Linked DNA regions of Homo sapiens: region 2 is linked to region 1. Evidence: chromatin loops called from intact Hi-C (ENCODE). Cell type or tissue: IMR-90. All regions are shown on one strand.

Region 1 (8,000 bases):
TATCAGATTTTCTCACTGGGTGCTTAATGTTCCCAAATGCCACTTCTTTTCAAAGTCAGTTATCAGTTCTGCAGTCAGTTTTCAATCTCCCAGTGGTAAGGATATATTCAAAGGCTCTGTGCTCAGCAGGATAGAAGTCTTTCTCTGTGAATGTAACTATATCACTCATCAGTAACCTCCTGCCATAAGGGGAATCCATATTTTTCTTTCCTTTTAGTAACTCCTTAGATTCTTGAATGCCATTCACTGCCCTAAGACCTGGGGTAGTATCTGCATAATCTCAGTAAATAGCTCCTACTCATGCTACTCACAAATAAATGTCAAGCCTGCAGATCAAAGTCCCCACATTCTAAAACTCCTGTCCTTTATGGATCACTTTTCATAAACTATACTCATGTTTTAGAAATAACATAGAGGCTCACATTTTGCTTTCTTTCATCCTAGAAAAGTTTATTTATAAGACACTCTGATTTGCAGATAATAGGGTGGAATTCTGATGCAATACATAAAACTCAATTATCCTTGCCTTTGCATAGCCTTCTATTAAGGTATTTTATAATACTTATCATCTTTTAGTAGAAATGCAAAAATATTTGGGCTATTTAAATTAAAAAGCCACAGGTTGTTTTGCAATAGTTAAACATCCTTTCCTAGTGCCTTCAATATATGCTAGATGGCGAATAATAAATTCTTATTCATAACTGATTTTATTTTAAAATCTTCATTATGCCACAGGTAAATTATATGACAAAAAATAGCTTCGGCATGTGTTTTTACAATCTATATTCATTTTAATTTCTCAAAATTGCTTGGGAAAATGAATATAATTATTTGAAATCATTTTCACTCTGCAGATTTCATATATAAAACAAATAAATCTATACTTCTTCAAGTAGATCTGAGTCAAATACAATAGACCAAGCTATCTTACATGAATATCTTTTCAGATCAGTTGTGGAGATAAACATTTTTAAATTTACTACTGTCTCTAAAGAACTATATTTGGCAAACAACGTTGAGATTTAGAATAGAATGTACACAAATGCTATTTATATGTATATCTAGTTAAACATTTATTATAGCAGTAAAAGCATATAAGACATTAAATATATACATATCAGAATGCTCAGAAAGGAGATGAAGATGGAACAGCAAATACAATCCTTAGAGCCACAGAACTGTTTACTAAATTCTAAATAAAAGCTTAATTGCGCTATTTCCCCTAACTTCATGAGATTATCAGATATAATTTCACTCTGAGTTCTATTATAATCCATGAGATATTAGGCTAGTCACTTACTCAGAAGGTAGCTTTGGCCTTACCTGCTTTCACCACAAAAACAATTAAAATTTAAGGTTTGTAAAATATTTATTGGAAAAATTAAACTTTATTATTCTCGTTTTTGTGGTAAATGGTTGAGGTACAGCAGAAAAACAGGACAATGAAAGATATTACAGAGGCCCTATCTAATGGAGAAGAGTTAGATTTTCCGAGATACGAAATTTTTATTTTTATTTATTCCTAGTAAGAAAATAATTTGGCTAAAGTTCAAATATGATAAACTTTTAAACTGAAAAAGAGATATTTTGATTATGTCATGAATCAACTGATGCAGAAATAAGTAGGGTATGTGTGTGCATTGTTTGCTTATGCTGGGGGCAGGGGTGGGGAGGTATATTATCTACGACTCAAATCCTTTGACTTTCTTCTAGAGGTGTGGCAAAATGAAACTTACAGGTGTGTTACAGAAGAGCAAACAGAGTTCCTGTTAAACCAACTTACCAGTTTTTCGAAGGGGGAAATCATCCTTTGCATCTTGTGCTCCTGGTAATGTGTACTTGTAGGATGGAGATGTTCCACTAAGGGGTGGAGAGCTTTGATCCAATGATGTGTGGTGGGCAGCCCTAGAAAAGACAAGGAAGTTTCACTATTTACTTGGTAGTTTTTACTGCATATTGGTCAGCAATAATCAGCTGCACACGCTGTACACGTGCCTCAGCTATGTTTATGCTCTTTCTCCTTAGTGTATACAAACCATAGCCTCACATAACCAAGTTCACTGTAGCAGTATGCTATGGAATGATGCAGGGATCCTAAGGATGTCCAGCATGTGTTTGGTCATACAGTCACATAGAAAGTTTGCTTCACTAAAATAATTTACCAAGAGTCTGAGCTTTTGACAATTTGAGATTACTGCCTATGTTCTCTTAAGAGCCACCCTAGGGGAAAAGTCATCATCTCAATCCTTTCTAGTCAACAGTATAAAACAATCAAGGTAATAGTAAACATACGCAAGGACTTCATTTTAAAAAATTGCTAGATAGTACATGTGAGTACATGAGAGTAGCCTTTTTTACTGAAAAGACAGGATTGTGCCAACGGACTCCCATCTCCTGACTTCTGGGGCAGTTTCAGTAGTAAAGAATGGGGATCACATTCTTTAATATGAAACCAATTTTTTTAAATGTTTTCTTTTTCCTGGGTGAATACAATCTAAGAGATGCAACTGTGCTGCTGGAGAATAGTTTATAGGACTGAATATTGACTATCTAGTAGATATAAATATCTATAATTACATATGTAATGAAAACAATGAACAGGACATAGTATCACCATCACAATGATTGTTCTACCAGTATTATTTATTTAAATCATATATTCTTAAGACTTTATTGGTTTAAGGATATTTCTTCTAGCTATAACTGGCAAAAATGGCATTAAATTCAGATTCTATAAATTAATCGTTTGTGGTTATCTGCAGTTGGACTCTACTGAAGTTCAATTTCATAAAAACAAGGTAAATACTGCTAAGTAACATGTGAGAGCTATGCTTAATATTACCTAAGAGAACAGCTAATGAACTTTAACCGACAAATTCTTTGCATGTAGCTGTTTCTCATTTAATGCTATTATCTTTTCTTAGAACAGACTTTAATTTTGAATTATGAATTAGCTATAAATTATGTGTGTAGTTTTAGGTAACAAAATCGTGTTTCTTTTTAAATCATTCGTGATATTGATTGAATATTTGAAATTGTTTTTCAGAGATTTGTTTTTCATGTCAACTGATATACATGACAGAAATTATGAAAATCATTAAAAAGTATTTATAAAACATTATGGTATCTGTCTGTTACCTGTTTTGGGATGCAGAGAAGGGCGGATACCTATAAAATAGCCTTATAAGTACATTAACTCTTTAAATAGAACTCCCAGGCTGCTTACAATATTAATATAACAGAGTAATCAAGTACTATTCCTATCTTTAATGGTGTGAGGGATTGAAAAATATATAAGTGTAAAAATATATGGTCATTTGGCAAACACTTCTAAGAAAGAAATGAAACTATTATCTATTAGTTTATTATCCATATATGATTTGCCTATCAGTTCTTTGCCCTGAGTTTTAAAATCACCACATCCTCTATATTTTATTGAAATATTTGTGTATTGGACTTACAGAAATACAGTTCTATAAAAACCACAATACCACAGTGTATTATGTTGTCAGGTTGTGTGTCAGGAGCCAAGCTATTATTTTGCTGTCTGGGAAGAAATGAAGTGAGGTGGGCAGGGGTAAACTATTCACTGAAGACTTAGAGTTATTTATTTAGCAACCTCTCAACTTCCCTTCCCTACCCTCCCTTATCTTCCTTTCTTCCTTCCTTTTTTCTTCATTTGAGACAAAATTCTACTAGATTTTTGAAAATAGCTCTGACCTCCATCTTACACCAAGTCAAGTGTAATAAAATCACAATCTGCTAAACCTTTTGAAATTACTATATAGATACCAAATGCACCAGTTGAGAATGGAAAAATGCAAAATACAAATTTCTTTGCCCACCTCACATTTGTCAGTTATTCATTCATCAAAGAACATATATACTTCCTTGCCCTCAAGTTGATAAATGCTACCATTTATTTAGCACTTCTCTCTGTTATGTACCTTACCATGTTATTTTATAGGACCGTGCCAGCAACCCTAGAGGGCATGCACTATTATTTTCCTCTTTTTATGGAGAAGGAAACTGATCCTTAGAGAACTGAAGGAACTTGCCCACAGCCAGACAGCTGAGAAATGGCAGGCTAAGGATGTGTACCCAGGTCGGCTAAATACAGAACCTGTGTTCTTTACCCCAGGAATGAAAACAGCCAAACACTGAACATACGTGTACCAGAGCTTGGGATGGCGGCTCACGGAATGATTTTTTCCATTAGTTGGAGTGTCTTTCGTTGCTGATTTACTCAGTAGGAACTCTTGAAGCTTCTGCTTTACTTCTGTACTTGCCACTGCCCCTGAAATACACACACACACACACACACACACACACACACATACACACACAGAAACAGATGTTGATGGTGAGTTTTGTCCTCTCATGCCTCTAGAATATTTGACAAAGATTAAGAAGTAAAATCGCTGGTCACAGCACATAAAGTTTTCCTATTAAAAGAAGAAACCACAGTCCAAATATGCTTTAGAAAATAGTACAGTAATGCTTTATAAATACTACTTAAATTGCAAATTTTCAAAAGACTTTCAGCTATTTCTTTAATTACTTTTGCAAAGAGGGAATTCCCAAAATCAACTTTTTTAAGTTTAAAAAATACTGCAGAGGAACAAAACACTGTATTTTAATAATCAAGTTATCTTGAGGGATTAGATCCATATTAAATCCCTTAAACACATTAAAATAATCTTTTCTGAGTTGCTAGTTTGAAAACCTTAGTTTTTAAAAAAACCCTTTGAGCATTAAACAAATAAATATTGCTGACAATTCCAGTTCAAGTCATCAAATTTTAAACTTTGCTACGACCTGATTTTGAACTGACCTAATACAGGGGAATTATTTGGATCTGTCTCCCTCTTGTGGATAGTTCTTTTGCATGTGTTATGTCTTAAATCTTCTCAAAGTTTGAGTATGCCAAAACTAAATGGAGGCAAGGCTTTACTTAGAGAGCAATTATTACTTGGCCAGGAGTAAGGAAGGCATAGTCAGGAGATGTGGATACAAGCTGATTATTAAACAAGATGGCATATATTAGACTGCTTTAGAATTACATTATTTTTAAGGTTCAAAACAACAGAAATCAGCACCTTTGCCAGATAATGTTACGTTTGCTTCTTGAGACGCTCTGCAGACTCAATGATGTGAGCTGGTATGTAAATGTCAAAACTTTACAGTTGGGTCTGTAATCTATGCTTTTAATTAAACACAGATAATTTTGACGAGTCTAACCGCACTCTTTATCAGGCTTTGTTCTGAATAATGATCAGCTAACGATGAGGAAAGAGAGTCCATCGTTTACCCTGGTGCCTCTTACTTTCTCGTCCTCTATCTTTGCCTCTGAGAGGAGGAAGCTGCTGTTCTCTGCGATGCCTCTCTACTTCCTGTTCTTGCCTCTGCTGCTCCAGTTTCTGCTCCTTTTCTAGGAGTTCTTGTTGCTGTTTTATGGCTAGAAGTTCCTGTTGCAACTTGCGAGAAGAGAAAGACATGAGAGTGTGCAATTTCTTTAGGCTTCATAGTCATCACTGACCAAAACTGAAATGTTATGAGCTTTTGGAACTTGTTTGTATTTAGTTCATATTTGTACCCACTTTTTCTGTAAATCATTGAAATCTAAGGACAAGCAACTAATGCAGTGAAGGTCTTAACGTCATCAACAGGCAAGTTTTAGGTAGCTCCATTATCTGTGCATCCCTATCAAAACTAACTGTTAAATTCACTCAGGTCTTCCCATTTCCTTTAATTAAATCTTTAGTTCCCTTAATGACTTTTCTTTGAACATACAAACAGGAAAAGGTAGGGACTGCCCAGAAGCCTATTTTACAAAGTCCCTCACATTATAAATGAACAACTGAAATCTTCCATTCTTAGCCTAAAAAATGGTGTAAAAATAATCAACGCAAATACAGAATGGTGAGATATTAAATTAATTTGGGGGAAGTTTACCTGAAGTAAACAAATGCTAAAAATTTCAAAATCTTACAGAGCAAGTTCTCAATAGACTAATGCAATGTATATATTCATAATATGTAGAATATATTATATACATATAGTCTCTCAAAATATCAAAATAGCAGAAGCTTTATTCTTTCATTCAGCACATAAAAGCTTTTAGATTAAAGACACTGGTCAAGAAGAAACCACTTCCACAAAACTTCATTTTAATGCACTATTGTTTAGCTTTCTGAATCCCTTGAATTCACTCTCAAACAATGAATGACATGAATATGATGCATTCTTGCACTCTTTTTTATTTTTATTTTTATTCTTGAGACAGGGTCTCACTCTGTTGCCCAGGCTGGATTGCAGTGGCACCATTATAGCTCACTGCAGCCTCAATCTCCTGGGCTCAAGCGATACTCCCACCTTAGCCTCTTAAGTTGCTAGGATTACAGGCATATACAACCACTCCTGGCTAATTTTTTAAAATTATCATTTTTAGTGGAGACAAAGTCTTGCCATGTTCCCCAGGCTAGTCTCAAACTCCTGGCCTCAAGTGATGCTCCAACCTTGGCCTCTCTAACTGCCGGGATTACGGGTGTGAGCCACCTTGCCCAGCCTGAAGCATTCTTTTTTAATAGCCATCTTGAGATGTCTATTTCCACTCAGACTGAGAAATATATATCTATGAACTATAGTAAATGTGCACACTGAGGAGTAACTAAAGACCTTGAGTTCTCCTTAGGTTCTGACATTAGTAGATATGAAATCCGGACAAGTTACTAAACTACTCGGAGCCATACTTCCTCATATGTAAGAGAGAGAATATCTCTCTTCAGCCGCATATTCATAACGTACATAAAATTTAGTTTTTAAGTTTGAACCCTACTGATTTTAATTATTATTATTATAGGTTGGGCATCCCTAATCTGAAAATCCAAAATCCTAAATGCTCCAGCATCTGAAATAGTTTGAGCACTGACATGATGCCACAAGTGGAGAATTCCATACCTGACCTCATGTGATGAGTTCCAGTCAAAATGCAGGCACACAGCACAAAGTTTAGTCAGCTTCACCATGGGAAAAAAGACCCTTCCAGCCCCCTTTCAGCTGCAATATATTTTTTTCACACACGCCCAGATTCCCCCACATAAGCACACCCACAAAAGATAACAAAATGGTGTGTGTGTGGGCAAGACATGCCAATGGCATGTTCCTCACATTCAGACTCAGCAACAACAGTGATGCCAAACAACCAGAGATTGTCCACATGGGTGGCTGAGACAATGACACCTTTCCTTTCTGATGGTTCAATGTACCCAAACTTTGTTTGAAGCACAAAACTATTGGAAATATTGTATAAAATTACCTTCAGGCTATGTGTATAAGGTGTATATGAAATATAAATGAATTTTATATTTTTGACTTGAGTCCCATCTCCAAGACTCTCATTATGTACAGATATGTAAATATTCCAAAATCCAGAAAAAAAAATCCAAAATCTGATATATTTCTGGTCCCGGGCATTTCAGATAAGGGATACCCAACATGTGTTTGTAACTTTCAATACTAATGAAATTAGTAAATTTTGTTTTTTACATTAGGTGCCTAAAACTCTTGATTTTACACCAAAAAGTAATAGAACAAAAATAAAAAGCTATTATATGGAATGGCATCAGAGTCACTCTGGAGCAACAGGAAGCTAACTCTGTATATCAACCATAATAGCCTTATTACTCCCAGAAGGACATAGTTAGAAGCATTTCTGGTTACTCTTCATATTAAAATCTTTGGTGTTTTGGCTTCAATACACTCCCTTAATGGGTGTTATTATTCCATTGTAATGAAATAATATTCCATGGTAGCAGAAGGAATGCTTAAATTCTGCCTTACTGTTAAATTCTATATAGATACTTGGGTTGGTCAAATTAATTTGGTGCTTCACCCAAAGCCCCAATGTATTTGAACTTTAATCTTTCATAGGAATCTAGAAAAGCACACAATTTAATTACCACTACTATTCATTATCAAAGATTGCATGAATGAGGTTT
Region 2 (8,000 bases), 1.1 Mb before region 1:
TTGTTAGAAACGTTAAATTCAATATATTCTTCTTATAAGTTTTATTCTTTCTCTTTTCTCATGCACTACTTAAAAAAAAAATAAAATACACAGTGTTTTAACACATCCAAATTCTCCATCAGTGAGAAAATGAATGAATGTATGTTGTGCATATATATGTACAATAAAGAAAATTTTGATAATTTCTCCCCAGTTCTCGTGACCATTTTCTGCACCATTAGGTACTCAAAGAAATGTAGTTAAGTCTAGTGCCTAATTTTACAGGCTCAAGCACACTTCTTTCAAGCTCTGCAATCACTTTTCAAATAGTACAATATTATATTAGTTCTTTCTTGCACTGTTATAAAGAAATACCTGAGACTGGGTAATTTATAAAGATAAGAGGTTTAATTGGCTCACAGTTCTGCAGGCTGTACAGGAAGCATTGTGGCTTCTGCTTCTGCGGAGGCTGGAGGAAACTTCCAGTCGTGGTGAAAGGCAAACAGGGAGCAAGGCACTTCAGAAGGAAAAGGCTGGAGCAGAAGGAAGAGAGAGATGGGAGAAGACGCTAGACACTTTTAAGCAACCAGATCTCATGAGAACTCACTCACTATCAGGAGAACAGCACTAAGCAGGATGGTGTTAAATCATTCATGAGAAACCACCCCCATGAACCAATCACCTCCCACCAGGCATCACTGCCAACATTGAGGATTATAATTCTACATGAGATTTGGGCGAGGACACAGATCAAAACCATATCAAATGGTCTTGAATTCATCTAGATTAGGAAAATCTTCACTCTTCCTGAATTTCAAAAAGTTTTTCAAAATAATTCAGTCATTATTTCTTTCCTTATGTTTAGTTTGAACTCTTAGAAAATGCCATTTCATTTTTCCTCCAGTTTGAATTCTATTTTTTAATTTTTTTTGAGATGGAGTCTCACTCTGTTGCCCAGGATGGAGTGCAGTGGTGCTATCTCGGCTCACTGCAACCTCTGCCTCCCGGGTTCAAGCGATTCTCCTGCCTCAGCCTCCCGAATAGCTGGGATTACGTGCCCATGCCACCAGTCCTGGCTAATTTTTGTATTTTTAGTAGATACAGGTTTTTGCCATGTTGGCCCGGCTGGTCTCAAACTTCTGACCTCAGGTGATTTGCCTGCCTTGGCCTCCCAAAGTGCCAGCATTACAGGCATAAGCCACCATGCCTGGCCCAGTTTGAATTTTAAATGTAAGGATGGTTTTCCTAACAAAATGTCTTATGTACTATACTCTGTATGAATGCATTGTTAATTAAAAGAGGACTTGATACCAGCTCTTTGAGATGGGACCCAGAAGATCCCAAGGTTGCTGATCGTAGCTGTCCTCATTTATAGCAAGATTCTTTCTACTTGGACAAGCTACTTTAAAGTAGAGGTGGCAATTTTGATTTTTTTGTTTGTTTGTTTTTACAAACTGTTTAGATCATCTCCAAAGGGATTTTCAGTTTTCCTAAAAATAGCAACTTTAGGGAAATTGTGAAATCATGATGCTTTCCTAAAAGGAGATATTCTACATTCCATATCACATCTTTCAGACATGTTTGAAAATTTCGATAAATATGTCATTAAACGATCCATTAAGTAAAGTTATTTTCTACCCTTCAGCTTTTCCTCTAAGGGGTTTTCAAGATAGTCCATTTAGGTTAAGCAAGTACTTGTCAGGTAAGTCAGGGTGTAATAACGAAGTATTTTTAGCCCAGGAGACTCCCACTGGATCTTACTCAATTTGTTCATCTTGGTTTTTATTACGACATTTAAAATCAGACTTAATATTTTTTACAAGGCTAATTTATACTGACCTAAGATAAAGCTTACCTTTTAATTCTTGCACTGTTAGACTCATTGTTGGACTCAGACATTTACATATATACATACATAGTCCAAGTGTTTTTAAAACTTCATTAATAACAGCAATATCAGCTTAATCATTCATTTAAAATGTTATTTCTCATTTGTTTGTTAAAAAAATTAGTCCTTCTCAGATAATTTTTAAAATTCGCTTAGTTTTGTAAATAAGACACTTTGTCCTTGCTATGCAAATGGAAAGATTGCATGAAGGAGTGCATGGGTGTGAGCCTTGGCAGAATTAGGTTCAAACCTTTGGGTGGATTACTTAATTCTGAACCTCTGTTTTCTCATCTCTCAAATGGGGACAATAATATTTGTCTTGTAGGGATGTTAAAGTTCTAGAAATAGTATAAGAAAAGGAATCAGTCAGTGGCTGGCAGTAGTTGTTGGCCCACAATTAATGGCAATAATTTGAAACCAATAACTTCTACAACCCACAGATTTAATTTTTTTCCCTGAAAGAAAACTCAGCTCTCTTAACAGGTATTCTTTCTTTAGTCTAGCATCCAAGAAAAATTTGTTTATGCAGTATATATTTATGTTAGAGATTGTATTCCTTAAAAAAGAAAAAACAAAACAAAATAATAATTGATATTTATAAAAACACCCTTAAAACTTCTAGATATTTTTACTATTAAATTAAAAATGATTAATATCAGATTTTAAAATGGTAATGGCTATCAACATTTCCAGAATAACTTTTTCTTCCACTTTTCTTTTAAATATTGGATTTCTTTTCACTGTAAACATAATACCATTGTTATCAAGTACGTTTTTCCTTATGGTGTATAAAATTATTTATATTATATGATATATACATATACATTTAGTTTTTAATTTGAAATTTTCTAAGATTTCTTCTAGTCTATGCCTTGGTTTTCCTTAGAGAAAACTAACCCAGCACTTGTGTTTTTAATTTAAAATGTATTTTTAATCAAAATATGCATATTAAAATTAGTCCATGATATTACCTAGTATCAGTGTTTTGTTCTTCTCAAAGTTTTTTTTTCTTCAAATTAGGTGAAATTTTGCTCTTGAGTAGTCAATAGTTGAGAAGTCATTATTTAAAAATCAATACATTTTCTGGTATTTCTTCAAAGAGAGAAAGTCAAGGAAAAGCTTCTATTTCAGAGTCAATAGATTTGTAATCATTTATTTGTTGTTGAAGGAATTTCTATGCATTTTTCATACTCTACCACAAGGTGGAGTATTGCTTTAAATATTGGACCTTTTTACCCCATGTGTTCCCAACTAGACTAATTCTATTATGTAGGTAAACGGTGAAATAAAATTTTGGTGAATGTTAACAGAACTTTGGGCAGTAAAATTTTGATCACTAAAGGATTCACCTGATAACTACTAAGGTATATTAAGAAAAAAAGCCATAAATATTGCATTCAATGGCCCTCAACAGAAGAAAGCAAATTTATTCCACTGTAGGGACTTTATGACATAAGTCTTGAAATGATATTTAACTTTCATATATCTTTTTCCTCAAAGGCAGGAGTGTCATAGCCTACTGTTTAGATAATTTACTTCTATTTTGTATATATGCATTAATTGTGATAATGTAGTCTGTGCTGAAGAGCATTCATTGAATTCCATTACATTGTTTTGAAATGACGGCTGTGCTACTGAATTGCTTTAGAATCATGCTGAAAACTTACCAGAACAAAATTTTTTATTGACACTAAATAATTTCTAGCTGAGGTACAGTCAAAGGAAATCCTTCAATTACTCGATGCTGCTTTTAATTCAGAGCAAGCAGATGATCTCCCCAGAAGCTAAGGCTACTTGCAGGAATTTTTATGGATTTAACGGTCATGAGATTACATCTCTCTGACATCTCTCTGCCTTACCACTCTTGTTTGTAACTCTACAGGCTAATGGCAGGGGCTATGATAGGTAGCAACATAGATATAACAGAATCACAAATGACAGTTATTTATGAATGTGAAGAATGCATGCTTAAATAGTATCCAGTGGCTCACCTCTCAGACCTCTATGAGAAGACAAATGAAATGTTTGAAGTGCTGCACATGACTTAGACCAAAATGTCTCATATTCTCATTCAGACATATCTATTTTTTAAAAAAAATTTCAACTTTTGAACATTGGATGAAGAAGTAAAAAAGAAAAAGAGGATTTTTCCTAGCTCCTCAGCCCACCCCCAGCATGTATACAAAGCTAAGATTAAGACAGTAAAAAGACAAATTCTAATTTGGAAAGGTAAGGATGACATTTAAAGCCATTATTTCAAAATCAAAGAGATGTTTAATTTTTCTTTTTATAATTGCTGAATAGTAAGACACCAAACAGTTTATGTTTAGACCAAATTGTACTTTTTCACTGATGTGCAGTTCAAATAACATACAGTAAACCATTTTAAGTTGTACAATGCAGTGGCATTTAGTGTATTTGAAATGTTTTGCAACTACTTCCTCTTTCATTTTCAAAACATTACCACCTCAAAAAACACCTTGTAGCCATTACATGATCACTCAATATTCTCTGCTTTCTCTGTCCCCTAGCAACCAGAAATCTGCTTTCTGTCTGCACGAATTTGCCTCTTCTGTATATTCCATTAAAAAGACATAATATATAACCTTTCAAATCTGGCTTCTTTCATTTAGCATAATGTTTTCAAGGTTCATGCATGTTATAGCATGTGCCAGAATTTCATTCCTTTAAGGCTGAATAATATTCTATTGTATGTATATTACCACATTTTGTTTACATTCGTCTGCTAATGGACATTTGGCTTGCTTCCACCTTTTGTCTATTGTAAATAATGTGGCAATGAACATCGGCAAACAAAAACCTGTATCCTAGAAGTGGAATTGCTAGATCATATAGTAATGTTATATTTAGATTTTTGAGGAGCAGCCAAATCGTTTTGTACAATGGTTGCTTCATTTTACATGTCTACCAGGAATGTATGAGGATCCCAATATCTCTGTATCTTTGTCAATACTTATCTTCTGTTAAACAATTATATAATTCCTAATAGTTGTGAAGTGGTATCTCATTATGGTTTTGTGTTTTCTTAATGACTAATTATGTTGAACGTCGTTTCATGTGCTATTGGTCATTTGTATTCTTCCTTGAAGAAATGTCTGTTCAAGTCCTTTGTTCTGTTTTTAATTAGATTGTCTTTTTGTTGCTGAGTGTTAGGAATTCTTTGCATATACTGGATATTAAACCCTAATCAGATATGATTTGCAAATATTTTCTCCAATTCCGGAGGTTGTCTTTTCACTTTCTTGGAACTGTCCTTTGATGCACACAATTTTTTATTTTTATGAAATCCAACTTATCTTTTGTTGTTGTTGTTACTTGTGCTCTTGGTGTTAAATCTATGAATTCATTGCCAATTAGAAGTCATCAATTATTACTCCCAATGTTTTCTTCTAATAGTTTTAGAGTTTTGACTCTTGCATTTTGGTTGTTTTTCCATTTTGAGTTTGCATATGAAGTAAGGTAGGAGTCTAACTTAATTCTATAACATGTGGTTGCCCTGTTGTCTCATCACGTTATGGCAAGGAACTATTCTTTCCTCATTGAATGATCTTGGCACCTTTGTTAAAAATCAATTGTCCATAGATGTTCAGGTTTTCTTTGGGACTTTCAATTCTAGTCCATTGATGTAGATTTGTATCCTTATGCCAGTATCACATTGTTTTGAATACTGTAACTTTGTAGTAAGTTTTAAATCAGGAAGTGTGAATTCTTCAAGTCTGTTTTTCCCTTTATATATCATTTTGGCTATTTGGGGGTCCCTTGAAATTTCATGTGATTTTTGGAACTGGCTTTTCCATTTCTGCAAAAAAAAGGCAATAGGAATTTTGATAGAGATTGCATTGAATCTCTGTATCACTTTGTGGATATCTGTTGCCATCTTAACTGAATTAAGTCTTTCAGTCCATGAACACAGGGTGTCTTTCCATTTATTTAGGTCTTTAATTTCTTTCAGGAATATTTTGTCATTTTCAGTATATAAATCTTGCACCCCATTGTTTAAATTTCTTCTTTGGTATTCTTTTGGATGCTAATGTAAATATTATTATTTTCTTTATTTGACCTCAGATTGTTTATTGTAGGTGTAAAGAAACACAGATTTTTTAATAATGATCTTATAACACAACTTTGCTGAATTTGTTTATTAGCTCTAATAGGTTTTTTAAGGGGTTCTTTGGGATTTTCTATTTATTTCATCATCAAATAGTTTATTCATTCTTTTTTACTTGGATATCTTTTATTTATTTTTCTTGCCTAACTGGCAAGACTGGCCAGAACTTCCAGTATAATGTTGAAGGGCAGTGGTAAGAGTGGACATCCTGATGTTATTTCTAATCTTAAAGAAAAGCTTTCCATCATTCACCATCGAATATGATGTTAGCTGTGGGTTTTTTATAAATGCCTTTACCATGTTGAGGAAGTTCCTTGCTGTTCCTAGTTTGCTGAGTGTTGTTATCATTAAGGAGTGTCAGATTTTGTCAAATGCTGTTTTCGTGCCTATTGAAATGACGACAGGTTTTGGAGTCTTTTTCTCCCCGTTGGTTTTATAAATATGTTGCTTTTTATTGGCTGATTTTCATATGTTTGACCACTCTTTTACTTCTTGGAAAAATCAAACTTGGTGATGGTATATAAACATTTTAATGTACTGTTAAATTCAGTTTGCTAGTATTTTGTTGCAGATTTTTGGCTTTATTTTACTAATGGGTATTGGTCTATTTTTTTCTTTTCTTGTAATGTCTTTGTCTCATTTTAGAATCAGAGTAATGCTGGAATCATAGGATGTGCTAGAAAGTGTTTCCTCCTTTTCTATTTAGGAAGAGTTTGAGTAGGATGGGTGTTACTTCTCTATATATTTGGCAGACTATATCAGCAGAAGTTATCTGACTATGGACTTTATTTCTTGTGAGATTTTTGATTACTTACTGATTCAATCTTTTACTTGTCGGAGCAGTGTTAAGATTTTCTGTTCTTTCTGAAGTCAATTTTGATAATTTGTGTGTTTCTAGAAATTTGTTCCATTCACCCATTTATAAAATTGTTTAGCCTACAATTGTTCATAGTATCCTCTCAAAATATTTTTAATTTCTTAAGGTCAATAGTAATATCCCTACTTTTATTTCTAATTTGAGTGATTTATGTATTCTGTTTATTTTTCTTAGCTTGACTAAGAAATGCCAATTTTGTTGATCTTTTTAAAAAACCAACTTCTGGGTTTGTTGATTCTATTGTTTTTCTGTTCTTTATTTCATTTATCTCTGCTCAAATCTTTATTGCTGCTTGTTTGGGATATAGTTTTCCTTAGTTTTTAAAGCTCCTTAAGGTGTAAAGTTGGGTTGTTGATTTGAGCTCTTTCTTCCTTGTTAATGTGGATATTCATAGCTATATACTCCTCTCTAGGCATTGCTTTTGCTACATCCTCTGTTTTGATTTTTGTGTTTTAATTTCCATTTTCATTTATTTCCAAGTATATTCTAATTTTTCTAATGACTTTTTTTGACCCATTGGTAGTTTAAGAGCATGTTGTTTAATTTTCATTTATTTGAGAATTTTCATTTTCCTTCTGTTATTTATTTCCATCTTCACTCCACTGTACTTGGATAAGATACTAAACATAAATTCAATCTTTTAACATTTACTGAGAATATATTATAGCTGTAAATATTTATAGCCTGGAGAATGTTTTATGTGAACTCCGCTTTCATTGTGTGGTGTGTTTCTGTATACAGCTGTTAGGTTTAATTGGCCTATGGTGTTGTTCAAGTCTTCTACTGTTGATTTTATTTATAGATATTCTATCCATTCTTGAGAGTGGAGTATTGAAGATTCCAACTATTATTGCCAAATTATCTATTTTTTAAATTCAATTCTGTCAGTGTTTGTAAAATGGACCAATCAGCTGGATGTGGGTGGGGACAAATAAGGGAATAAAAGCTGGCCACTCCAGCCAGCAGCGGCAACCCATTCATGTCCACTTCCATGCCGTGGAAGCTTTGTTCTTTTGCCCTTCACAATAAATCTTGCTGCTGCTCACTCTTTGGGTCTGTGCCACCTTTAAGAGTTGTAACACTCACCACAGAGGTCTGTGGCTTCATTCTTGAAGTCAGCGAGACCA

Evidence for each region. A loop is a pair of places that touch in the nucleus more often than their neighbours do. Peaks named below come from ENCODE experiments on the same cell type or tissue, not always from the same donor. Only the 100,000 strongest peaks of a DNase experiment are listed, where the experiment ranks them.
Region 2: a loop joins it to region 1, with 11 times the contacts of the local background. A loop is called at or near these places in 17 of 110 quality-filtered maps.

Annotation. Positions count from the first base shown.
Region 1 is chr7:18,587,813-18,595,812 of GRCh38, reverse strand. It overlaps HDAC9 (histone deacetylase 9), which reads right to left. Exons shown (of 26, transcript NM_178425.4): 4 at 5,327-5,477; 5 at 4,171-4,297; 6 at 1,784-1,905. Among named protein-coding and RNA genes, the nearest start is that of HDAC9, 96 kb to the right of the region's middle. In IMR-90, a CTCF peak has its summit at 4,863 (motif pointing left); a DNase peak (open chromatin) is centred at 4,862; H3K27ac peaks cover 158 bases.
Region 2 is chr7:19,660,683-19,668,682 of GRCh38, reverse strand. It overlaps LOC105375180 (a long non-coding RNA gene), which reads right to left. Exons shown (of 5, transcript XR_007060245.1): 5 at 1-512. Among named protein-coding and RNA genes, the nearest start is that of MIR3146, 41 kb to the left of the region's middle. In IMR-90, a CTCF peak has its summit at 3,071; no DNase peak of the experiment used is centred here.